Linked DNA regions of Homo sapiens: all the other regions are linked to region 3. Evidence: chromatin loops called from intact Hi-C (ENCODE). Cell type or tissue: K562. All regions are shown on one strand.

Region 1 (8,000 bases), 200 kb before region 3:
TACCTTTGGGTTTACAACCAGCAGTGAGAATGCTGGATTACACAGTAGTTCTTTTCTTCATTTTTTGAGGAAACTTCATACTCTTCTCCTTAGTAGCTTTAGTTATCTACACTCCCACCAACAGTGTACAAGTATTCTTTCTCCACATCCTCACCAGCATCCATTATTGCCTGTCTTTTGGATAAGTCATTTAAACTGGGGTGTGATAGCTCATTTAGTTTTGATTTGCATTTCCCTGGTGATTAGTGATGTTGAGCATTTTTTCATATACCTGTTGCCCGTTTTGATATCTTCTAAGAAACACCTATTCAGATCTTTTGCCTATTTTTAATTTTTTTTTGCTATTAAGCTCTTTATATATTCGTTTTTAATTCCTTGTCAGATGAGTAGTTTGCAAATATTTTTGCCCATTCTGTAGCATATTTCTTCACTTTGTTTCCTCTGCTGTGCAGCTTTTTAGCTTGATGTCATCTCATTTGCTCATTTTCACATTGGTTGTGTTTTTGAGGTCTTACAAGAAATCTTTGCCCAGCTTAAACTTTTGGTTTCCCCAATTTTCTCTTCATAATTTCAAGTCTTACATTTAAGTCTTTAATCTATTCTGATTTTTGTATATGGTGAGAGAGGGGTCTAATTTCATTCTTCTGCATTTGGATACTCAGTTCTGCCTGCACCATTTATTATAGAAGAGATTGTCCTTTCCCCAATGTATGTTCTTAGTGTCTTTGTCAAAAGAGTTGACTGTAAGTAAATACATGGATTTACTTCTGGGTTCTCTATTCTGTTCCCTTGGTCTGTGTCTTGTTTTTATGCTTCTATCATGCTGTTTTTGTTACTATAGCTTTGTAGTACATAATTTGAGGCCCAGTAATGTGATGCCTCTGGCTTTGCTATTTTTGCTCAGGATGGCTTTGGCTGTTCTGGGTCTTTTGTGGTTCCATACAAATTTTAGATTTTTTTTTCTCTATGTCAGTGAAGAATGTCACTGGTATTTTGGTAGCAATTGCATTGAATCTGTAGATTGCTTTGGGTAGTAAAGCTGATGGATTGAAACTGGGTTGGAAGAGAGTCAAGATTCTAAGCAACTATAGGGATGGATTTATCATTCTTAAGACAAGACTTGGGAAAAGTGGGGCAGGAAAGGGGGAAAGGTATGTTTTGTAGATGTAGATAAAAGAACTGGGAACAAATACTTGGAGGAAGCAAGGAGGCAGATTTTGCCATGTTGTAAGAAAGGCAGTTATGAAACAAATAGAGCCATCTCAAAATGGACAGGACATCCTTTTTGTCTATCACTAGAAGTAATCAACCTAGATTCATGTGTATCAGCTATGACAGAAGGAACTATGGGAATTGATTTATAAGGATTCCTCTAAAGATTTTACTCACGTTTTATCTTTCATTAATATTAAATACGAAAACATGGGTATAGTAGCTAGTATCAGGTATCAAATTACTTTCCATTATTTCTAAAAATTCTATTTTAAAAACTTCCGAGATTTAAATTCAAATCTGAAAATCTGTCCTACCCCCTTGAGTCAACATGAAAGTGACTCCAAGAACAGGGACTTTATTAGTCTCTTATGAGCTTTATTAGTGTTATTCCAATATTTAGGACATAGTAGGCACTCAATATGTGAATGACAGGTTATACGAACAAACTGAAGTTTATACTTACGTTTCAAGGTTTTTGATATTGCCAAATGGCCCCCTAAAAGTGATATACCAACTCATATTCTATTCACCAAAATATGACAGGATTTCCCCACAACTCTGCTAATAGCAAGATGTACATTATTTTTATTGTCAGTCAGCATTGTTTTTATTTGTATTTTTTGTAACCAATGGGGTTCAAGGTGTTTCATGTTTTGTTGGCCATTTGTATCTTTTTGTGAATCGAAATTTGGTATGTTTTGCCTATTTTTCAGTTGGTCTTTTCTTACCAATTGAAACAAATTCTTCATATACTTAAGACATTAAAAACACTGTCATATGTTGCAAATATTTTCCATTACCTTCTGCTGTACAAAAACTTAAACTATACAAAATTTCCTTTGTTTTTAGCTGTCATACTTTGCTAATCACAATTTCATTCACTCGATGTGTTACATTACTAATTATTTACATATAAGGAAATGTACTAAGTATTATGTGTGTGTGGGTACCAGATAAAAACCAGAATAACTGGACACATGGCTCTGAGGCAGTATGCAATAAGTGATTTAATAGTGGTAGTTTGCTCTAAGTGTTTTTATGAGAGAAAGGGTATCTTCTCCTTGAATGATTCAGATAGCCTTTAAAAAGTTAAAATCTGAATCAGGCCTTGAAGAAGAGTTAGGATTTGAAAGGGTGAAGGTGTAAGTAAACTGCACGAGCAGAAGTAGATAACAGAAAACACAAGGCATCTTCAAAGAATGGTGAATAATCCAGTTTGGGTTAAATAATGTAGGCAGAGTATTTATATAAATACGATTTGAACTGTATTCAAATAGTAGTATTTGCTGAACTGTTTTCTGAATAGTTTTCATTACGTGGCCTGTAGCTGGCTTCCTTAGTGCCAAAAGTTTACTCAGCATATTATAATCCTTGGAAAATGAAGCAGAAACTGCATGAAAAGAGATTTTTATTTTCACACTCCTTCAACACCTAAGGCTTTCTCACTTTGTGTTACAACTAAATTGGTTGACTAATGTCATGTAATCTGAGAAATACACTGTACTTCGTTCTAGTAGATATTTAAGGTCCCTTTAGGACTGAAACTTACAGAAATCAGATTCCAGGAATTATCCAATCTCATTTTGATTTCGGATAAACATTAATTTGCCTTATTCCTTAAATATGGTGAATTCATTATGAAGTCTTTGGCATACTTTTAAAGATGGAAGTACAATATTGCAATATTATACATATACTTTGTGTGCCATGGGTCATCTATGCACAGTAAGATGAAGCATGATATTAATGACATCTATTTAGTCACAAAGAAAATTTAAAATATCACCTGAATGTTCAGTTTTTCCCCCAAGTTTAATCAGACTTGAGAGTTTAAATTAAAAATAAATTGTGTTGTAGGTTCTAGTCACCCAATAACTTATCGGATCCAGGCTTAATTATTGTTTAATGTTGCAAATTTAGCGCAGAATAATTCTTTGAGTAAAGATCAAGAAATAATTAAATATGATTTGAAAAAGTACAAAGTCCAGGCCCGGCACGGTGGCTCACACCTATAATCCCAGCACTTTGGGAGGCCAAGGCGGGTGGATCACCTGAGGTCAGTCAGGAGTTTGAGACCAGCCTGGCCAAAATGGTAAAACCCTGTCTCCACTAAAAATAACAAAAAATTAGGCGGGTGTGGTGGCAGGTGCCTGTAATCCCAGCTACTCAGGAGGCTGAGGCAGGAGAATCACTTGAACCCGGGAGGTAGAGGTTGCAATGAGCCAAGATTGTGCCATTACAGTCCAGCCTGGGCAACAAGACCGAAACGCTGTCTCTTTAAAAAAAAAAAAAAAAAAAAAAAGTGCAAAGTCCTATGTATTCTTCAGAGTTGTTAGGAAAGAAAACAAATAAGGTTAGCTACATATTTAGCTAACCTTAGATTTAATAAACTATTAAGTTATTTAGGTCAAAAAGAATAACTAAATGGATGCTACAAATTTCAACCAGTATTTTCGATTTTTTGAGGTCTATCATCTGAACCCTCAGTGGCAAACAATACGAAAATTCAACATATTTTTATTTGTTAAATATATGAATATAATTAAATATATTCCTTCAGTAAACTGAACTGGACAAAACTAGAGAACAGACCTTTTCCATACTCATTTAACTTTAAAATGATATTACTTTGAATTCTACTACATACCATCTTAGATCCTGTTTTGAAATTCCATTCACATTACATTCGATTTACTAGAATGCCTTTTTTTTTCTTTTTTGAGATGGGGTCTCACTCTGTTGCTCAGCAGGAATGCAGTGGTACAATCACGACTCACTATACCCTTGAACTTCTGGGCTCAGGGGATCCTCTTGCCTCTGCAGCCTAATAATTTTTTTTTAATTTTTATTTTTTTGTAGAGTTGGGGATCTTGCCTTGCTAACCAGGCTGGTCTCAAACTTGTGGCTTCACGCAATCCCCACACCTCAGCCTTCCAAAGTGCTGGGATTACAGGTGTAAGCCACCATGCCTGATCTGGAATGCTTTCTAAAAATATGGCATTATAAACATAATACTAAAGAGAAAAAAAGGTTAAATTTCACTTCAAGAAATTATCAGTCTAATAGCATCAGTAAAAATGGCACTTTTAGTCATGGCATAAAATATACAATAAGGCTATTTTTCAATTATTGTTTTCAAGTTGGAAAATGCATTATGAAACACTCAAAAAGATGCTACTGGGTTTACTCATCAAGTGCTTTTGACACCATATAAATGACAGAGTAACACCACAGTTATGTGATTGGGACTCAAGAATCCTTAAATGTTAGGACTGAAAACAGGTATATGACTTATTTGTCCAGAATTTATATTTTTCTGTATCCCAATAAAATAATTAAGCCATGTGTATTGTGTAAAATTACAGTCTTTCAGTCTGTCCTATGTGCTTGCTCTCCTGGCTAGATATTAGCTAAAAATTAGCAAAAACAGCCATTTCCCCTATTATTCCCCAGCAAAGATGTGAAACCAAAACGCCTAACCTTTTCTGCCTGGTGGACTGCCCTCTACTGGACTATTTGAGGTATTCAGCCAGCAGGTCAATGTGACTAAAAAGGTAAACATAGAGATAAATGTAAACATTAAAAAAAAAGGAACCCTTTAGTATATTAACTTTTACCATGAAAACAATTTCAGTCATTTTGAGAACTGACAATGAAGATGTTTATACAGTCTTAGTCTCCTTTTCAACCTTGGAGGCAGATCTGCAGCAATAATAGTAACAAGTAGGAGCAATGGGTGTACTATCATGACCATCTTTTATGATGACTGGTGCATTAATACAAATCACATTTTTCTGAGTCCATTCATGCTATGGATGTTTTCTTATGCATAAACATAGAGTAGACACATACTAAATAGATCACATCTGTTAAGTCTCTTGCCACAAGCATCAAAACTTTTCAGAGCTGTCTCTTCCGTGAAAATCCATTTCATGTAGTAGCAAGTTGATTTTCTTTGTGGTTCATCCCCACGCCTGAGACTTGCAGTAATGTAAAACCAGTTTACCATCACTGCCAAAACACTACAAAAAAAAAAGGCAATAAATCAAACTCAATCTTTTATTATTCTTAGATGAAACTAAGAAGATAAATGCCACATGTATCATAAATATCCACACACGTATATTAAGTTACCTATGTTACAGGCTATCTCTTTCAAAGGATGCCTGTTTCTATCAGACACATATTAATAATCCTAAGTGTTTAATAAAATCTGTCCTTTAAGCATCTTAGGCATGAATGAGCTTATGTATTTTAATCTTGTCCTTTCTCTACATGTCCAACCACAATATATGTAATTTTAGCTGTTTTCTAGTAGTGGTGCTAGTATGTGTACTCTAATAACTATTACAATGACTCTGTAAGATGTTAAACAGTCATTCTTATGCTGTTTTCTCAATTTCTTGTAGGCAGATTTGGATAACAGATTATAAGAACAATGTAGAAGAAATCAAATGTAGATAAAGAAAAAGCCTTACTTTATGAGAATCATGAAGATGACTTTGAAATGTAATTTATTCCTTGGTTCTTCAATCATTGTATAATTTATTAATATCTTTCTATGATCAAGATGTTAGATAACAGAACAAGAAAGTCATCTTTTCTACCCCAGAAAATTAAGAATGGCATGCCATCTCTTGAAATAAAAATGTGAATTAACAATACTACACAATATACATATTATACAGATGTGCATACTCGATTAAGAAAAAAAAGCAGTAATTTCTTTCTTTTTTTTTTTTTTTTTTTTTTTTTTTTACCTCATAGAGAGTTCCAACTTCTTGGTCTGGGGAAGGAGCAAAGGACTGATTCACATAAATAAACTACAAGAAAGGAAGGAAAAACAGAGATGTTTAATGGTATCCTGATTAATCTGCATTTTTCTGCATTCCAATCAGCTAGCTATTTTGTATTGTTTTCACAATTGAAGAAAGCTTCTCTGAACTCCTAACTTTTCTAAATAGTCAATTTAAAGAGATCATTACGAAGATCTCATTTTTCCTCCAGAGGAATAAAAATAACACAATTCCAGTTCCTAGAACAGTGGTTCCTAACTTTGTATAACTAAGAAACTTTTAAATATTTTTTACAAATAGCTTTTGAAGAGCTGGCTATTCAAGAAATTACATTATCGTAAAAATGTCCCCACTTACCCACAAAGAATTTCTCCTAAGATAATTACACAGGCACACAGCCAAAAATCAATATGTCTAATATTCAAGGTAGTTTGTACACTTTCCTTGGGTAAATGTATGACATATATACTTAGGTTTTTTAATAAAGTCACTTACAGGCAAATGAAGCAGGAAAAAAAGTAACAATTAAAACCTTATAACCTTGCTCTTTAAAGGATTCACTGCTCAATGTTTCAGTTTAGTCTGTTTTTACTAAAATATTTCTAGTACTTAAAGTCACAGTGTTGAAGTGCCCTTTAATAATTTTCTTTTTGGAAAACAAAACTTTATTTGCAGGTAACATATTTAGTTTTCCTTTAATATCCAAATTTGGGACTAAAATGTCCTGGATTAAACTTAGTATTTAAAAAAAAAAGTATCAGAATAGTTGGTTGACAGATACTATTTTGATCACCAACCATGAACCATCAATATTGCTTGCATCTCTCTTAGCCAATATAGTGTGGTGATTAAGTGTATAGGCTCTGAGACACACCTGGGTTTGAATCCTGGCTTTACAAATAATCTCTCATCCTCTTTATTTGTAAGATATGGAAAATAATAGGACCTATACCTCTTGGGTCTGTTAGGAAAGACAAAATGAGATAATACACTAACTTTCAGTGCCTGGTATATGTACTCAATAGACGTTATTGTTAAATTATCTTTAAATAGTTCATGCTGAAATATCAATTTGTGGTTATGGCTGAGTAGAGTTCTGGCACAAAAATTTCAGAACTGTAACAGAAAACAATGTGCATTATAATGTGAATTTTTTGTAATACAGATATAATTTGTGTTCAGTGCCTGACAATTTATGAGCAAATCCAGATTTTACTCTTGTACATTATAAATGAGGGGAAGGGCTCTCAATAACAGCTTAGTTTATCAGTGTCTATGATGTGCTGAGAATTGTACATGGAACTATGAAGATTAATGTGATCTCTTCCCTCAATGAGCTTATAATCTGTAGGAGAGGCAGAGACACACATGAATAAATACGGGTGAGAAAAGTACATCTAATGAAGTATGTAGCGTACAGAAATGTACACTACTCTAGCCTAGCAAAAGGGTCAGTGATGGCTTTGTGGGAAATAAGAAATAAGCAGGATTTAACCAGGTGAAGAAAGCAGTAATCAGGACTTCACAGGCAAAGGAGACAAAGAGTAAGATGGTGTTGTGTTCACAGAAAACAGCAGACTCGATGGAGCAGAGAACCAACCAAAGGCATTCAATGTGATTTTGTAACAGGTGTTAACTGGAAATTTTAAAAAAGCAATTCAGTTAGTTCAAAAGACAGAAAGACATAAATCTGTTTGCATACTATAAAGCTCTATATAAGTAACAGGTTAACATCATCAATTCCACTGCAGAATCGCTAAGTGGCGTATAATTTGTTACTTTAAAGTACATGTAGTTACTCCAGGTTTGTGAAAGTAAAATTCCATGGAAGTATTATTTCCAAACTGCAAGAACTTGGGCAGACAAAATTAGTTAGTTTTATTAATTACTTTGCCTTTAAATCAGCTTTTTTTTCTTTCTGCTTTTAAATCAGCAGTCTTTAAATTGATGTCTCTAGTTATTCTGGTTATAAAGCTCTCTGTCTAGTGG
Region 2 (8,000 bases), 140 kb before region 3:
GCACAGTCCCTCACAACTTCCCTTGGCTACAGGAGGGAGTTCCTCAACCCCTTACGCTTCCTAGGTGAGATGATGCCCCACCCTGCTTCTGCTCACCCTTTGTTGGCTACACTCGCTATCTCACCAGTCCCAATGAGATGAGCCAGGTACCTCGGTTGGAAATGCAGAAATCACCCGCCTTCTGCGTTGATCTCGCTGGGAGCTGCAGACTGGATCTGTTCCTATTCGGCCATCTTGCCATCCACCTCCTTTGTAATATTTTTACTCTTTTAAAGTCACTGCTCAAAATATCAATCATACCATATTCAACTATAGGTAGAAGAATGTATTTTTAGGCGAAATACCATTTTAAAAATCAGCTTTTGCTTGGGAGTTTAAATATAGTTTTGACAATTTATATCAATATGAGCTTTAAAAAATGTTCTCAGGAGTAGTTTTGTACACAGAAAGAAATTATTCAGAGGTTACTTTCAGTTTTAATAATACTTATTAACCTTAACAAATTCATAAACCCGGTTCTTTCTTAGAATTCTAAATTCAACATACAAATCAAATTAAGTCGCTTAAATGGAGGGACTGAAACAATTAAATTTCCTATAGTACAAGCACTCCTCACTTTGCAGATTACCATGGTAATAATTCATGTTTATAGAAACCATGTTTATCACTTTGCACAGTTCAGTGGTTGCTGAGATCTATTAATGTGGTACCCTATAAAACAAGCAGTGCCTGTATTTTAAACGGAATTTATATATTTAATATGTTTTATTTTTATGCTCATATTTTGGCATACTTTCTCAAATTTTTAAATATCTCTTAATTTTTAGAAGTTCATATATTATGGTTACTCTTAAGTTATCTTAAGTATTCTAATAGTGTAGGCAAATTTTCCTTTACTTTTCAGCTTAAAAAGTCAGGTGGATCACGAGGTCAGAAGTTTGAGACCAGCCTGGCCAACATGGTGAAACCCCGTCTCTACTAAAGATACAAAAAATTAGCCGGGCATGGTGGTGCGCGCCTGTAATCCCAGCTACTTGGGAGGCTGAGGCAGGAGAATCACTTGAACCCCAGGCGGGGAGGGGAGTGGAGGTTGCTGTGAGTTGAAATCACACCTTTGTACTCCAGCCTGGGTGACAGGGTGAGACTTCGTCTCCAACAACAACAACAAGAAAAATCCCATTCCAATTGGATATTCACGTTTACATAGATTTATAAAAGCCTAGTCTGTTAAGTATTCTTACAATACCACATTTTTTAAGGCTTAAGTATTTAAATATCAACTATACAGAGTCTTTCTAAACTTAACATGAAAATATTAATATTATAGGTTCACATCATAATTTCTGTTACTTTAAATTTTTCTGGGTTAAAAAATCACTTAACTAGTAAGGCAACCATTTTTTTTTCCTAGTTTCTGAGGTTATTACATGTTGACTTGAGAGGCCCTGGCCTGATCCCAAGACTGATTCTTTACTAACACACTGATAGGAACACTGATACAGACATTCTATCACATAGAAAAATGGTTGATCTCAGAGTTCTTCCTGGGTTGAAATCATAGCCATATAACTTAATATTATGAACTTAACTATTATTACTTCTTTCTACTTCCAGAAGTCTGCACTAACATGACGGCCAGCATAATTTACCATGTTAGTTGTATTTCCATTTCTTCTGCTTTCTTGAGATATTTCATTATCTTCCTCCTGGTTCCAAAGACAACATTAATGACTTTCCATTTGTATTAGTCAGTGTTCTCCAGAGAGACAGACCTGACAGGATATATGTATATATGAAGGGGAGTTAGTTTATTAGGGAGAATTGGCTCACACAATCACAAGGCAAAGTCCTACAATAGGCCGTCTGCAAGCTGGGGAAGAAAGAAGCCAGTAGTGGCTCAGTCCGAGTCCAAAAGCCTCAAAAACAGGGAAGCCAACAGTGCAGCCTTCAGTCTGTGGTCAAAGGCCAGAGAGTTCCCTGGCAAACCACTGGTGTAAATCCAAGAGTCCAAAGGCTGAAGAACCTGGAGTCTGATGTTTCAGGGCAGGAGGAACCAAAGGAAGCAATCAGTATGGGAGAAAGATGAAAGCCAGAAGACTCAGCAAGCAAGGTTATTTAACCTTCTTTTGCCTGCTTTGTTCTAGCCACGCTGGCAGCCAGTTGGATGGTGCCCACCCACATTGAGGGCAGGTTTTCCTCTCCCAGTCCACTGACTCAAATGTCAATCTCCTCTGGCAACACCCTCAAAGACACACCCAGAAACAATACTTTACCAGCTATCTAGGCGTCCTTCACTCAAGTTAACAGCTAATATTAACCATCACCGTGTTGAATACTTTTGTTAATTTATTTTGTTCTCCTTAAATTTTATCATTTGATTTAGGTGGATGAAATACTTTAAAGAATGGTGTGAAAAGCCTGTGTTTGTAGTTAGTTCTTTTTCTATTTCTTCACTTAAAAGGAAGTTTTGAATGAGATTTTAACTGTTAACAGTAGATTTATGTGGGTGCTGTAAGTATGGACAGTTCAAATTTTTGCTTTATACTTTTCTGTATTTTCCATATTTTCTAAATGATCACTTCTTACTACATTAGAAATAATATATTATTTGTTGTTGATGTGGGTTCTGGAATTAGATTTTTGAGATTTGAATCAGGACTCTACCATTAAGTGTTAGTGGTTAACCTTTTGCTTTAGATTACTCTTCTGCAAATGGTTGATGATAAAAGTAGTTGCCTTATGGGATTACTGCAAAGGCTCAAATAAAATAATATACTTAAAGCAGTCGGAACAGTGGTAATGCCACAATACTGTGTAGAGTTGACTCTTGAACAACACAGGTTTGAACTGTGTGGGTCAACTTATACACAGATTTTTTAAGATAAAGATTACACTGAGTGTACCTGCCTCTCGTGCCTCCCATTCCACCTCCTCCACTTCTTCCACCTCTGCCACCCCTGAGACAGCAAAACCAACCCCTCATCTTCCTTAGTCTACTCAATGTGAAGACGAAGATAAAGATATTTATGATGAACCATTTCCACTAAATGAAGAGTAAATATATGTTCTCTTCCTTATGATTTTCTTAATAACATTTCTTCTCTAGCTCGTTTTATTGTAAGATTGCAGTATAGAATACATATAACAAAAAATGTGTACTAGTCGACTGTTTATGTTATCGGTAAGGCTTCTGGTCAACAGCAGGCCATTGTAGTTAGGTTTTTAGTGAGTCAAAAGTTGTACGCAGATTTTCAACTGTGTGGAGAGTCAGCATCCCAACCCCACTGTTGTTCAAAGATCACCTGTACCAAGTAAATGCTAGCTGTTATTATAATTAACTTTCTATAAATCACAGAGAAGGAATCATTAATGTAAACTCTTTCAGAATTATTATGACATGATATAGAAGGTAGATGGTCCTTTCTTCAGCTCTTAATTTCTCTATATTGACGTTGAGTTCATTATGTGTTAAGTGCATGGTACATAGTAAATGCACAATAAATGACTGTTTTTGCTAACATTGTCATCACTGGCATGTGAGTGTCCAAGTGAGGTTTAATAGAAATCCAGTCCAGAATGCAGTCATATATTGAGTCAAGTGCTATTTACATATCTTAAACACCATACTTTAAAGATTCTTAATAGTACATGCAGTGGGTACCTATTGGAGAGTGTACCTAGGCTACATTCATAATTGTTCTTCAAAGGTAAATGATGTGATTTTACGTTCAGTTTGTCTTCCCTAGCTCTGCTGGTACATTCAATATTTGTAATGGTATTTTTTAGTTATTGGTTTGAGTTAAACCAAGATATTTCTCTCTAGAACATCTTGCTGGTGATAAAAAAATAATTTTTTGGCTTCAGCATATTAGTATCCTTAAATTTATGCCTCCTATTTTTGCACTAAAGACTTTTCGTATCTTATAACATGTCAGTGTAACCCTTTTTTTTTTTCATTTATTATTGTAGATTCAAAACAGCAGGATCTGTTTCTCCTGAATTTTAACAGAAATTTCTAAACCCAGAAACCAATTTTTTTTTTTACTTAGAAACTCAAAAAGGGGTCTGCCAAATAAGTGGTATTGTTTAAGGGTAATTTGTGGTATTTTTATTTTATCTTGTGTACATTTTTATTTCTCCGTGTGTTTGGTATTATAATACTAGCTAATGTATATTGAGTGTTTTCTTTTGTGAGACATTGTTGTAAGCCCTTTATATTTATTCATTTAATCACTAAAACAACTCTATGATATAGTTACCATTATTATGCCCAGATAAGAAACTGAGGCTTAGTGTTAAATAACTTGCCCTGGATCTCAGAGTTAGAGGCAAGGCTAGAATTTAAGTATACACATGCTAAAGTTTGTGCTCTTGAGTACTAACTACAAAGCTGTCATATAATAGATACCTGTTACTCTTTGTGGCCTGGATGTATAGGTTACTCTTTGTGGCTTGGATGTAAAGATAAAGAAAACACAAGCATGTTTTATAACTAGAATAGCATGGGAAAGGAGGACTCTTTATATTTGGAGGAGGCATTTTTCGAAATCTATTTACTTTTTATATTTATTTTTTGAATACTAGGTAATTAAAATGCAGGACAATTTAAAATATTATTCTTTTTGTAAATTGGAAGTAATTTTTCTCCCACCAGCTTTTGAATTCCTTGAGGACAGAGTTTAGGTCTTTGGTTTTATATCCCTGGCACCTGAGTAGCTACTCAGTAGTAGTTAGATACCTGTTATATTGAAATTGGCTTTAAACTTTATATCATTTTAAAGTTGAAGCACAAGAGGGTGCTGTTTACTATGATACTTCTAGGTCTTAGCTCCTTTTATCTTTCTACTTGTGAAATAATAATGCAACAGCAATTTTTTTATTGTTGTTATGGTTAGAACCATCGAGACTCTAATTTTTCCCCCTTAATTTCTTCACTTCAGATTGTCAGTTATTTGTTTTTTGTTGGCCTTGTGCATGTAACAGATCATCAGTGTGTGATGGACCTTAGGGCTCTAGATTTCTGATGATATTAAATAATTTTTGCTAAATCAAAAGAAAATTAGAAAGTCTTTTGAAGAAGGTTTGTTGATTTTTTAAAACTGAACAGAGTATCTGAGTGCTTTAAATTTTAAGAATTTTTTTCATAAATTAATAACATGCAGTTATAATGACATTTTGTTGCAGGGTACTTTTTTTATAGTATTCACATTTTTTTACATGTGATATTGTTCTGGATTAAATGTGGACAGCATTTTTTTCTTCCTAAGTTAACAAATTACAGTGTCTTGGTAGTTGTGGCATGTAGTTATCTTCCTTTTATATCAGTATTTATCAGCAGAATTATAATTTTCTATTTCTATTTTAATTTTATAATTATCATGTATTTTGAACAGCCAGATAAATAATTCTGGCTGCCATTTATTAAATGGGTCTTCGGAACTGTGCTGGGCACTCTATCTAAATTGTTTAACTCAATTTTTATGATAATCCAGAAAAGTAAGTAGTTTTATCTCTATCTTATAGTTCTGAGATTTAAAGGAGTTAAATGATACTTGAGGCCACAGAGCAGGGATTTGAAGGCATGTATGTCTTCCTGGTTTCAAAGCATGTATCCTCAACACAGTACTGTGCTGCCTCTATAGGCAACCCATGTTTTTTACCACTCCATACTTTACCAGAGGCACACTTAATGCTATCACGAACTTTTTTTTCTTTTTTGCCCAATATAATCTGCACATTTAGTAGGTTCTGCTGATCTTTTATAAATACATGTAAGTGAAGGGGAACTATTTAGACAGCATTTTTACCAAGATGGTCTTCTCATGGTTAAAAAAGTATGACTGCAACATATAGGTAATCAATGGAACTAGAAAAATTAAGAAAGAAAAAATAAAGGCATACTGGAAATTGTATTCTGATTAGTAAATCTAATAATGATTTAAAATCAAGTAAGACCACTCCACGTCATACACAGAAATCAATTTCAGATAAATTTGGTCCAAACATGAAGAGTAAAATAATAAAGCTTTTGTTTTCTTCTGAGTGAATCTCTTTCCTGACCTTGCTGTAAGCCAAGATTCCTTAAAGTGGACATAAAACAATGTTAACTACAAAGAAGAAAACTGAAAAATTGGATTTTATTGGAATGGAAAAATTCTGTTCTTCCAAGGGCACTGTTAGGAGAATGAAAAGGCAAGCCACAGAACTGGCAAAGGTATTTGTAATACATATGACAAAAGACTGTAGCTAGACTATATAAAGAATTCCTATACATCAATAAGAAAATACAGACCCTTGTAATCCCAGCTACTCAGGTGTCTGAGGTGGAAGGATTGCTTGAGCCCAGGAGTTTGAGACCAGCCTGGGCAACATAGTGAAACCATGTCTTTAAAAAAAAATGATAAAAAGACCAATAGAAAATGAGCAGAAATCTTGAACAGGCATTATGAAAATAGATATCTAAATGGGTAATACAAATGAAAAGGTACGCAGTCTTATATCAGAGAAGTACAAATTAATACCATCATATACCACCACACACCCTTGAGTATGGTTAAAGTTAAAAGATGGATAACATAAGGTGGTGAAAAGGCTATGGAACTACAGAAACTCTCATATACTGCTATTTAAAGTCTAAGTGCGTATAATCGTTTTGAAAGTCTATTTGACACTGTATACTAAAGCTTAACCTACACGACTCTTTGACCTAGCAGTTCTACTCCAAGTATACAATCAGTAGATATGTGTATACGTATATATATGTTCACTAAAAGATGTGTAAGAAATGTTCTTAACAGTACTAATTGTAATGGCACCATACTGGAAACAACACAAATTTATGTCACCAGTAGAATGGACACACTGTGATATTCTAATTCAGTGGCATACTGTACAACTAAGAATGATTAGCTGTTGTATTATGTAATAACCTGAATAAATCTCACAAAAAATAACAATGAATAAAAGAAGCCACTCACAAAAGAGCATGTATCCTATAATCTCATTTTAATATGGTTCAGACATAGATAAAATGTATTCATAGTGTTAGGAAGTTGGGTATTGGTTACCTTTGATGGTTGATAAGTGACTGATGGACTCTGAGAAGGCTTCTATAATGCTGGTAATGTTAAAACATGATTTGAGTGTTGATTATACAGAAAAATTTATGTTATATGTTATGATTTTTGTACTTTTCTATGTGTATGTTACACTTAAGTAAATACTTAGGTGGGGGTGGAACTTAAGTGGCTTTATTTTCCATAACTTTTAACTATGATTTTCTAAATAAGTATTCAAATGATTTCTAAGTTAAAGACTATTTTAAAAGTAAATATTTTCTTCTTTCTCAATGGAAATGTCACCAGTAACTTGAGTTGTTTCCGGAGCTCTGGTATCATCCCAGGCTGTCTAGTTTCTTTAAGCAGATGTGCCCATTAATAGGGGTCTAGGAAAAGACCTTTCCCAGCTGTTTCATCAGGGCTGCCCTGGTAACAGTGAAAATTTTCCTCTCTTCACTCCTATTATTACTCTCTCCAAAAAGTTAATATTTGTTAATTGCTTACTCTGTGTTCAAGCAGCATTACCCCATTCAGTCCTCATAACAGGAGTCTGTTGTATCAAAGAGGAAAAATGTATCTGAATTAGTTAGAAATAGAATGAGTAAAGTCATTTCAGGCACCATGTCACCAGGGCCTTGAGGAGAAATAGATAAAGTTGGGAGTTTGGGTGGATACTAAATGATACTAATTTTTTACCTACCAAAAAATTAAACTAAAATCTCACTTGTGGCTGACCTGTTGTAAAGGGAACATACAAGATTTTTTTTGCCTCTACTTCCACAGTCACTCAGTACAATACATCTGACACCAGATATTTGGGAGTTTGTCCCCCACACACCAAGCAGTTCTCCTGCTGGGTGTCCTGTAATTCAGTGCTGACAGTATCTACGTGGGGATAGTATCAGATCCCATGACACAGTCCCACAAGGCTGCCCCCACTTC
Region 3 (8,000 bases):
ATAAGTTAAGGCAGCCATAAATGAAAATACAAAACAAACGTTTGCTTTTGTATTTGATTCACAAGAGGATTCTCCCTGAGTGTCAGGGGAGGCTGTGGGACTTCACCACGTGGACAAACGAAAGCACAGGCTACTCAGACTTGGCCACAGGTCATAGGTCAGAGAATTTTTTCTTCAAATGTAGAAATGTAAATTTTCAGCAATAAAATATCTGCATGCCTACAAAGTGTTGTAGCTGAGATACCTTCCTGTTTTTTTTCTTAAACACTCATTCTATATTTCCCATATTTCCTCTGATAATGAATCTCATCTTTCAATAACTTTGTCTTCACTTGTCCTCTCAACTGCTTTTCTCTTCCTCTTCTTCTTCTGTGTCTTAGTCCATTTTGTGCTGCTGTCATAGAATACCTTAGACTGGGTAATTTATGAAGAACAGAGATGAGTTTCTTACCATTCTGAAGGCTGGAGATTCCAAGGTCGAGGGGCCTGCATCTCACTAGGGCCTTCCTGCTGTATCATCCCATGGTACAAGGCAAGAGGGCAAGAGAAAGAAGAGGGAAGAGGACTGAACTCATCTTTTTTATCAGGAACCCTCTCCCAAGACAACTAGCCAACTCCCATGATAACAGCACTAATCTATTCATGAAGGCAGAACCTTCATGACCTAATCACCTCTTAAAAGTCCCACCTCTCAACATTGCATTGAGGATTAAGTTTCCAACACATGACCTTGGAGGGACACATTCAAGCCATACATAGCTCTCTCCTCTGTTTCCACTCCCGTTCTTTCTCTATCAAGCTGCCTCTTCCCTTCTCCCCTTTTCTCCTTTCTCCTCTTTCCAGTAATCTCTGCCTTACTTCTGCCTGGTTGTTCTTATCCTTGCTCCTTGATCTTCCTACCCAACCATGCTCTCAGTCCACCAAGCGTGCTTTGAGGCTGACACTCAGTGTCAAGAAGGCTCTGATGCCTGGTATTGGGTGATGCCAAGAACTACTGATCTTGCCAAAAGAGCATGTAGGCTGGTCTCTCCAGACTGTTAAAAGTTAAACTGAATCCTATTACATCTTAGCTTCTGTAGTAATTAAATAGTGCTGAAGGCGTTTCTCCAAAATCAAATTCCCAAATATTTAATTAATAGTCTTTCCTCTAAATATGGGGAAAAAATGGATGATATACCATTTTTACTTACTTGGATGAAGCTGGCTACTTAAGCACTGCATTTTATTATGCTTTACCTTATACAAACTATAAAAACAAGTAATTGTTGATTGGTTTCTGTGATAGCAATAATGCAGTAACAAGTCAGGGAGTGGTACCGAGGCTGATTTTCTGTGTGGCATAAATACTTTATTAACCAATAAAAACAGCTTATCTGTTAGCACCCCAACTATAAAATGATTTCCCTGACCCAGTCCATTTATTGTATACCTTTCATCTTGAAAATAATTAACAAAATATACAATATAGTCATGATTTTTTCCAATTTCATAATTCGAAATTAAATTTTTTCTCACAATCTTATGCTTTTTTTTTTTGCCCAACCCCATTCAGTGACTTGCCATTGTTGATTTTAAATGGAAGAACAGATGTCTTAGTGTGATGTTCAGCATTTTTTGTAATTTAGATCCCTGGGACCAATCTGTATAGCAATTTATTCTGGGGAAGGCATGAAGAAGCAAAGTGAGATGAGATTTAAAAGGTAGCTCGTCTTAGTTACTTTTCCTGTTTAATCCATTCTTTGCTCCAATAAAAGCTGTCTTTTTCTCATCCAAACTCTAGCAGGATTACCATGTTCAAAGCAAAGCCTTAGGGGATGCTTACAAGTAAATATAACTGCCTCCCCCACACAAAGAATGATTTAGCACAGTTAGCAGCATTTGAAACCATACATATGTTGCCTTTGGCTCATTCTTCTAATTCAACAAGATTTAGCAAAGGTAATCTGTACAACACATATATTTAGGAGTTATTTGGACTCTTCCTCTTCCCTTCCCTTCATAAATAAGTCAGTCCTAGAGGTGAAATAGAGCAAGGTGGCATCTGAACCAGTGGGAATTGAGGGGGAGCCATGGTGGCCCATGACCTGAAGTGGGCTTAAGAGTTTGAATGGGGTGAAGAAAGAATCCACACAGAGGAGGGGAGATCACAGTGGGATATCAGAACCCAGACAGGGTGAATAAGGTTACCACACGGTGGCGAAGGGAGTTATGACACGGTGACTTAGAGCCCAGATAGGGTGAGAAGAGTATCTAATGGGGGTTGTGTAACCCAGAATGGGTAGTTGAAGTCTTTGTGGGGTAAAGAGGATGCCCATATGTTGGAAGGTGGCCTAGTATGAGGTATCAGAGCCTGGGGAGGGTAAGAAGGGAATCCATATGGGGAAGGACAGAGGCAGATATAGGAGGTGGGTTACCACAGGGTTATGGGTCAAACAAGAAAATATATCCATAATAGGATCCAGGCTTCTCACTGTTGGAGAAGGGAGTTACAGATACTCGAAGGGAACAAGAATGAACTGTTCTGGTATGGAATTGGAAGTATTTGTATGGACTCATGGTTTTCAATATATAGATAGATTTATAAGTATCTGTAAAGTATGTAATAAATAGCTGTAATATGTGTAGATATATTTTGCTCTTTATCTGTATATACATAGATACAGATATATTTTTTTGCCATTACTTTTAGTGGCAAAAACCAGAATTACTTTTGCACCAACCTAATATAGCTATATCTACATCATCTCTATCTCTATTTATATAGAGATAGAGAAAGAGTAAAAGTAATGGCAAAACCTGCAATTACTTTTGCACCAACCTAATGGATTTAGACTCTAGCTTCCCTCCTGAGAGACAGTAGCAGCAGTAACACCTAGTTATGGACTGAATGTATCCCCCAACAATTCATATGTTGAAGCTCTAACCCCCAAGGTAATAGTATTTGGAGGTGAGGACTTTGGGAGGTATTTAGGTTTAGATGAGGTCTTAAGGTTGGAGCCCACATGATGTGATAAGTGCCCTTACAAGAAGAGGAAGAGACACCAGAGCATTCTCTCACCCTCCGTGTGCATGCACCAAAAATGGCATGTGAACACAGAGAGAGGAGGCGGCTGCCTACAAGCCAGGAGGAGTGCTCTCACCAGGAACCGAAGCTGTCGGCACCTTGATACTGGACCTTCCAGCCTCCAGAACTGTGAGAAATAAATGTCTACTGCTTAAACCACCCAGTCTATGGTATATTGTTATGGCAGCTCAAACTAAGACAACCCTAATAATGAGCACAGCTATTGCCCATATCTTGGCTTCTAGATGCCATTCTCCACTAAAGAACCCAAAGTTCCTTGAAGAAATGGCTGATTTCAGGGCCAGGACAGGAAGGGAAAGGGGCAATTAAAAGTGGAACATCTTTTGAAGCAAAAAGCAAGGAAGTACTAAAAAAATAATTGGGACATACCAAATGGGCACAAAAGCCAGCTTGAAGAGAACCCCACTGGCCAAATGTGGGAAAATTTGAGAATCATAATAATAAAGGCAATAAGGGAATAAAATAAGAAATCATGAGCTAAATAACAATTAAAATTTTGATGAGGAAGGGTATTTACATAATTTCAAAGTACTTTCCCACAAAGTACAGTTGAATAATGAAGGCAAAATGAGTAATTTACAGTGGAAAAGCCTGGCAGATGTCACCTTCATCAAGTGATGAATTCCAATGATATTCCATTGCAGTGGAATAAATAGAAATTTTATTCCATTTAATAAGATGAAATGACAAACTACATTGTTACTCTTGTTATACTTCTAACAAAACTGCATAACATGAATCTAATAATGAAGAAAAAACAAACTGAGGGACATGTCACAAAAATAATATCCAAGTCTCAAGGTCATGAAAGTCAAGGAAAGACAGAGGATCTGTTCTAGACTGAAGGAGCTTAGAGACATGACAACTGAATGTAGTGTGTGGTCCTGAACTGGTTCCTTTCGCCATAAAAGACTAACATTACTGGGACAATTGGCAAAACTTGGGTGGAGTCTGAAGATTAGATGCTATCATTGTTAATTTCTCAACTTTGATGGCTTGTTGTATTTATGTAGAAAATATTTTGGTTGTAAGAAATATACATGAAGGAGTGAAGCAGTAACCTATTGATTCAGGAAAAAAAATATTTTTATAGTAACTCCAGCTTTTCTGTAAGTTTCTGAATAAATTAAACTTAAGATAAATAAAGTTTATCATCTATTTGTTACTGGAACTGCAATGCACTTTCATTTCAAGTCACTTTTTTCTTTCAAATTTGGTAATGGCCACAGCCACAATCCTGAAGTTATCTACTAAGCATTTTAATAATTATGCCCAAGTTGGAAATTCAAGTTGTCCGAAAAGACTTAATTTCTTGTTTCAGTCAACGCTTCCCATCTTCAACCAGAGGAACTAAAAACTAAAAATTTTAAAATGTGTTACTCTAAATTAACAAAGCTATATAAATGAAAAATAAATGTAAGTCATTACACTTTTAAATAAAACTTGTTTGAAACTTTTATATAAAAGTCTGTAGTGTTTATACTTCTAAAAATATTAAATCTTACAATTTCACTAAGCCTTTTGGGAAGACTTTTACATATACATGGGTGAATCATGTAACTTGAAATTATTATGCTAACAACTTGACTTAGTCCATGTTACAGTTATAGCTAATAATATTTTACCATTTTGTATAATCAGTACACGTCTAGATGTATAGTAAAGTAGTCTTCCCTTAGCTGCAGTTTCATTTTCCACAGTTTCAGTTACTCGGGGTCAACTATAGTTCAAAAATATTACATCACTACCCTGTGTTTTGGGGCCACTATTAAGTACAATAAGGGTCACTTGAACACAAGCACTGCAATACTGCAACAGTTGCTCTAATCGCCAAGGTGACTACGTGGTGACTCATTGCCATCCAGTGGGCCGAAGCAGGAGGGCAAGAGATTTCATCGCACCACTCAGAACAGTGCACAGTTTGAAACTTAAGAGTTGTTTATTTCTGGAATTTTCCATCTACGTCACAATACCTGTGTTATTGCCCTCACTTCATCCCATCACGTAGCCATTTGACCATTTTACATCATCATAAGAAGCGTGAGTACAGTACAATAAGATATTTTGAAAGAGAAAGATACCATATTTGCATATTTTTAATTACAATGTATTGTTATAATTGTTCTATTTTATTGTTAGTTACTGTTGTTAATTTCTTACTGTGCCTAATTTATAAATTAACTTTATCTTAAGTACATATGTACAGGAAAAACCGTAGTGTATATAGAGTAGGATACTATCCATGGTTTCAGGCATCCACTGGGGACCTTGGAAGGTAGCATATAATTCCTGATACATAGCTGTGTATTCTGAGTTTTTTGTTGTGGTGGTTTTTGTTTTTGTTTTTTTGAAACAGGGTGTCAGTCTGTCAATGCAGGCTGGAGTGCAGTGCTGCCATCTCCGCTCGCCGCAGCCTCGACTTCCTGGGCTCAGGTGATTCTCCCACCTCAGCCTCCTGAGTAGCTGGGACTACAGGTGTGCACCACCATGCCTGGACAATTTTTTGTATTTTTAGTTGAGATGGGGTTTCACCATGTTGCCTGGGCTGGTCTTGAGCTCCTGGGCTCAAGTGATCCACCTGCCTCAGCCTGCCAAAGTGCTGGGATTCCAGGTGTGAGCCCCCACACCCGGCCTATAGCTATGTATTCTTAATTGTTACACTCTAGTAGAAGTGAAATAACAACTCTCTGCTAGGTACATATTACCACCTCCTTTTACTACAGGAAATCCCCGACTTACCGTGGTTTGAGTTACTATTTTCATACTTTCCAGTGGTGCAAAAGTGATACAAATTCAATAGTAACCATACTTTGAGTACCTACAGAGCTATTCTATTTTTTTCACTTTTAGTGTAGTATTCCATTAATTACATGAGATTTTCAACATTTTATTATAAAATAGGCTTTGTGTTAGATGATGTTGCCCAACTGGAGGCTAATGTAAGTGTTCTCAGAACATTTGAGGTAGACTATGCTAAGCTATGATGTTTGGTGCATTAAATGCATTTTCAACTTACTATAGGCTTATGGGGACATAACTTCATCATAAATTAAGATCACCTGTAATTTTTTCACTGAAGAAAATCTAACTAGATGAATAAAATTATCTTGATTTGGGTGGTACAACATGACTTCAAAATTCTAAATGGAATTTAGAGGCACAGAATGAAAAAATGAAAAATACAGGTAGATATTATCTACTCTATTTTAAAAATGTAGATCCTTGGATCAAGATTTTCAAAATAATAAGTTGCAGGCTTTTTAGTACAAACTCTTTCTACCCAAGCTATATTCTTAAAAGTATATTATAACTTATTTTGTTTGCTAAAAAGTTTGTTTCGTGAAAAAAAGGCTGTGTGTGTATTTAAAATAGAGTATATGTTTGTGGGAATAGTGTGTATGTGAACACTTGCCTGTCCTCAGCTGAACTGCGCTTTAATTATTTTGATTGCCATGGAAAAGAAATAGCACGATATAAAGGCTTCCTCACTTTCTTTGCTTTCTCTCACAAACAATGCCAAGCAATGAGATGAGGCTGTCACCTTCTCTGCTCTCAGGTTTCTACTGAAAGTGGACTATTTTGATGACGTGATGAGTCCTAGACTCTCAGGATTCACAGATACACATCAGAGGATTAAAGGGGCTCTAAGCATGGGGTTTGTGAGAGTTTTGGGTTTTCTATCCTCTGTGAAATGATCACCTTGTCTTTGAAAATAGTTCTTTAGTGTTAGCATGTCTTACTTGAGATCAACAAAGGCGGTTAGTCCCATCATTTCCTTTGGGTAGGGACAATCCTTAGTGATGCCAGGGCTCTCAGGGTTCATTTAGGAGATTGTCCTGAGAATGCCCCGTAACAGAGAATACCTATGGTTTCTTCCAGAAAGTGTTCCTTTGACTTGTCAATAGTGAGCAGGAGGCCTTTCTGATCACTTAGCACTAGAGGGTGGCCTCAGTATTTATGAACTCCTGTGAGAGGGCGGCAGGATGAAAGTACTAGTAGTAGCACTAGAAATGAAGTATTATTTATTTCTTCACAAGGTTGATGTTTTCCTTCACTTCCCCCAACACATACCCCCATTTTTAGAGAAATGTTACCTCCTTTTATAAATAAGTTCAGAGAGAAGTTTTGACCTGCTCAACTAGAAGTAGTACAACGAAGTAGGGAAGAGATGTGATCAGCAGGAAAATTCTTCTACCTGCTGAGTGTCTTCTGTGGGTGATATACCATTTGAGCTATGTGCTATATATGCCTTGTCTCAGCCTCAAAATACCCCTATGAGGCAGTGTGTCCAGTAGGCTTCAGTTAGAAAAACAGAAACCAGACTAATTTTGTTTGTTTGTTTTAGCAAAGAGATTTCAATGTTAAGGATTTGTTAAACAAGTATTAGAGAAGTGAAAAAACAAAAGAAGAACCCCAAGTTATAGCTCAGGAACTAGTTCTCAGTCTCAAAACGGGGGAATAATGGGCAAAGGTTAAAGTTACTAGAATGTAGAAGTTTGGATGAAGGAGTATAAGATTTTCATTTTGTTTGATTTCACCCAGATGTCCTTATTCCAAATCTCAGGATCTCTCTCCTTCCCAATCAATGTTCTAATGCTTGCACTTGAGCCTTGGCAAGGCTCTGAATTCAACTTGCATTGTAATGATATATCCCGCAGAGCAGCTAGAAAACTTAAGAGACTCTTTTACAGCTGCCTTAGAAGTTTTCTGGTTCTCTGACCATGTCTCAAGCTGGTCATTTTCATCTCCTAAGCACTCCAGTGCACACAAAATAGCTATCTCACCATATTATCCTCACAATGGTTAAACAAAGCAGCCACTTGGTCCGCGAGGACACTTGCTTCAGTAGGTACTTCATTTGTCATCAACCACAGTGATTGCTCATTAATCGTGGGGGTACTGGGAGTCAGCACTG

What was found. Peaks named below come from ENCODE experiments on the same cell type or tissue, not always from the same donor. Only the 100,000 strongest peaks of a DNase experiment are listed, where the experiment ranks them.
Region 1: a loop joins it to region 3, with 2.2 times the contacts of the local background. A loop is called at or near these places in 15 of 110 quality-filtered maps.
Region 2: a loop joins it to region 3, with 13 times the contacts of the local background. A loop is called at or near these places in 15 of 110 quality-filtered maps.

The regions. Positions count from the first base shown.
Region 1 is chr5:115,826,627-115,834,626 of GRCh38, forward strand. It overlaps ATG12 (autophagy related 12), which reads right to left. Exons shown (of 4, transcript NM_004707.4): 3 at 5,976-6,038; 4 at 1,574-5,237. The coding sequence ends at 5,178. It overlaps LOC124901049 (a long non-coding RNA gene), which reads left to right. Exons shown (of 2, transcript XR_007058908.1): 2 at 5,625-6,256. Among named protein-coding and RNA genes, the nearest start is that of ATG12, 11 kb to the right of the region's middle. In K562, a CTCF peak has its summit at 4,729 (motif pointing left); a DNase peak (open chromatin) is centred at 4,715.
Region 2 is chr5:115,883,422-115,891,421 of GRCh38, forward strand. All of the region lies in intron 3 of AP3S1 (adaptor related protein complex 3 subunit sigma 1), which reads left to right. Among named protein-coding and RNA genes, the nearest start is that of AP3S1, 45 kb to the left of the region's middle. In K562, a CTCF peak has its summit at 4,791; no DNase peak of the experiment used is centred here.
Region 3 is chr5:116,027,381-116,035,380 of GRCh38, forward strand. It overlaps LVRN (laeverin), which reads left to right. Exons shown (of 20, transcript NM_173800.5): 20 at 1-226. It overlaps ARL14EPL (ARF like GTPase 14 effector protein like), which reads left to right and starts at 5,092. Exons shown (of 4, transcript NM_001195581.2): 1 at 5,092-5,125. RefSeq lists an enhancer at 4,687-4,736. In K562, a CTCF peak has its summit at 4,947 (motif pointing left); a DNase peak (open chromatin) is centred at 4,941.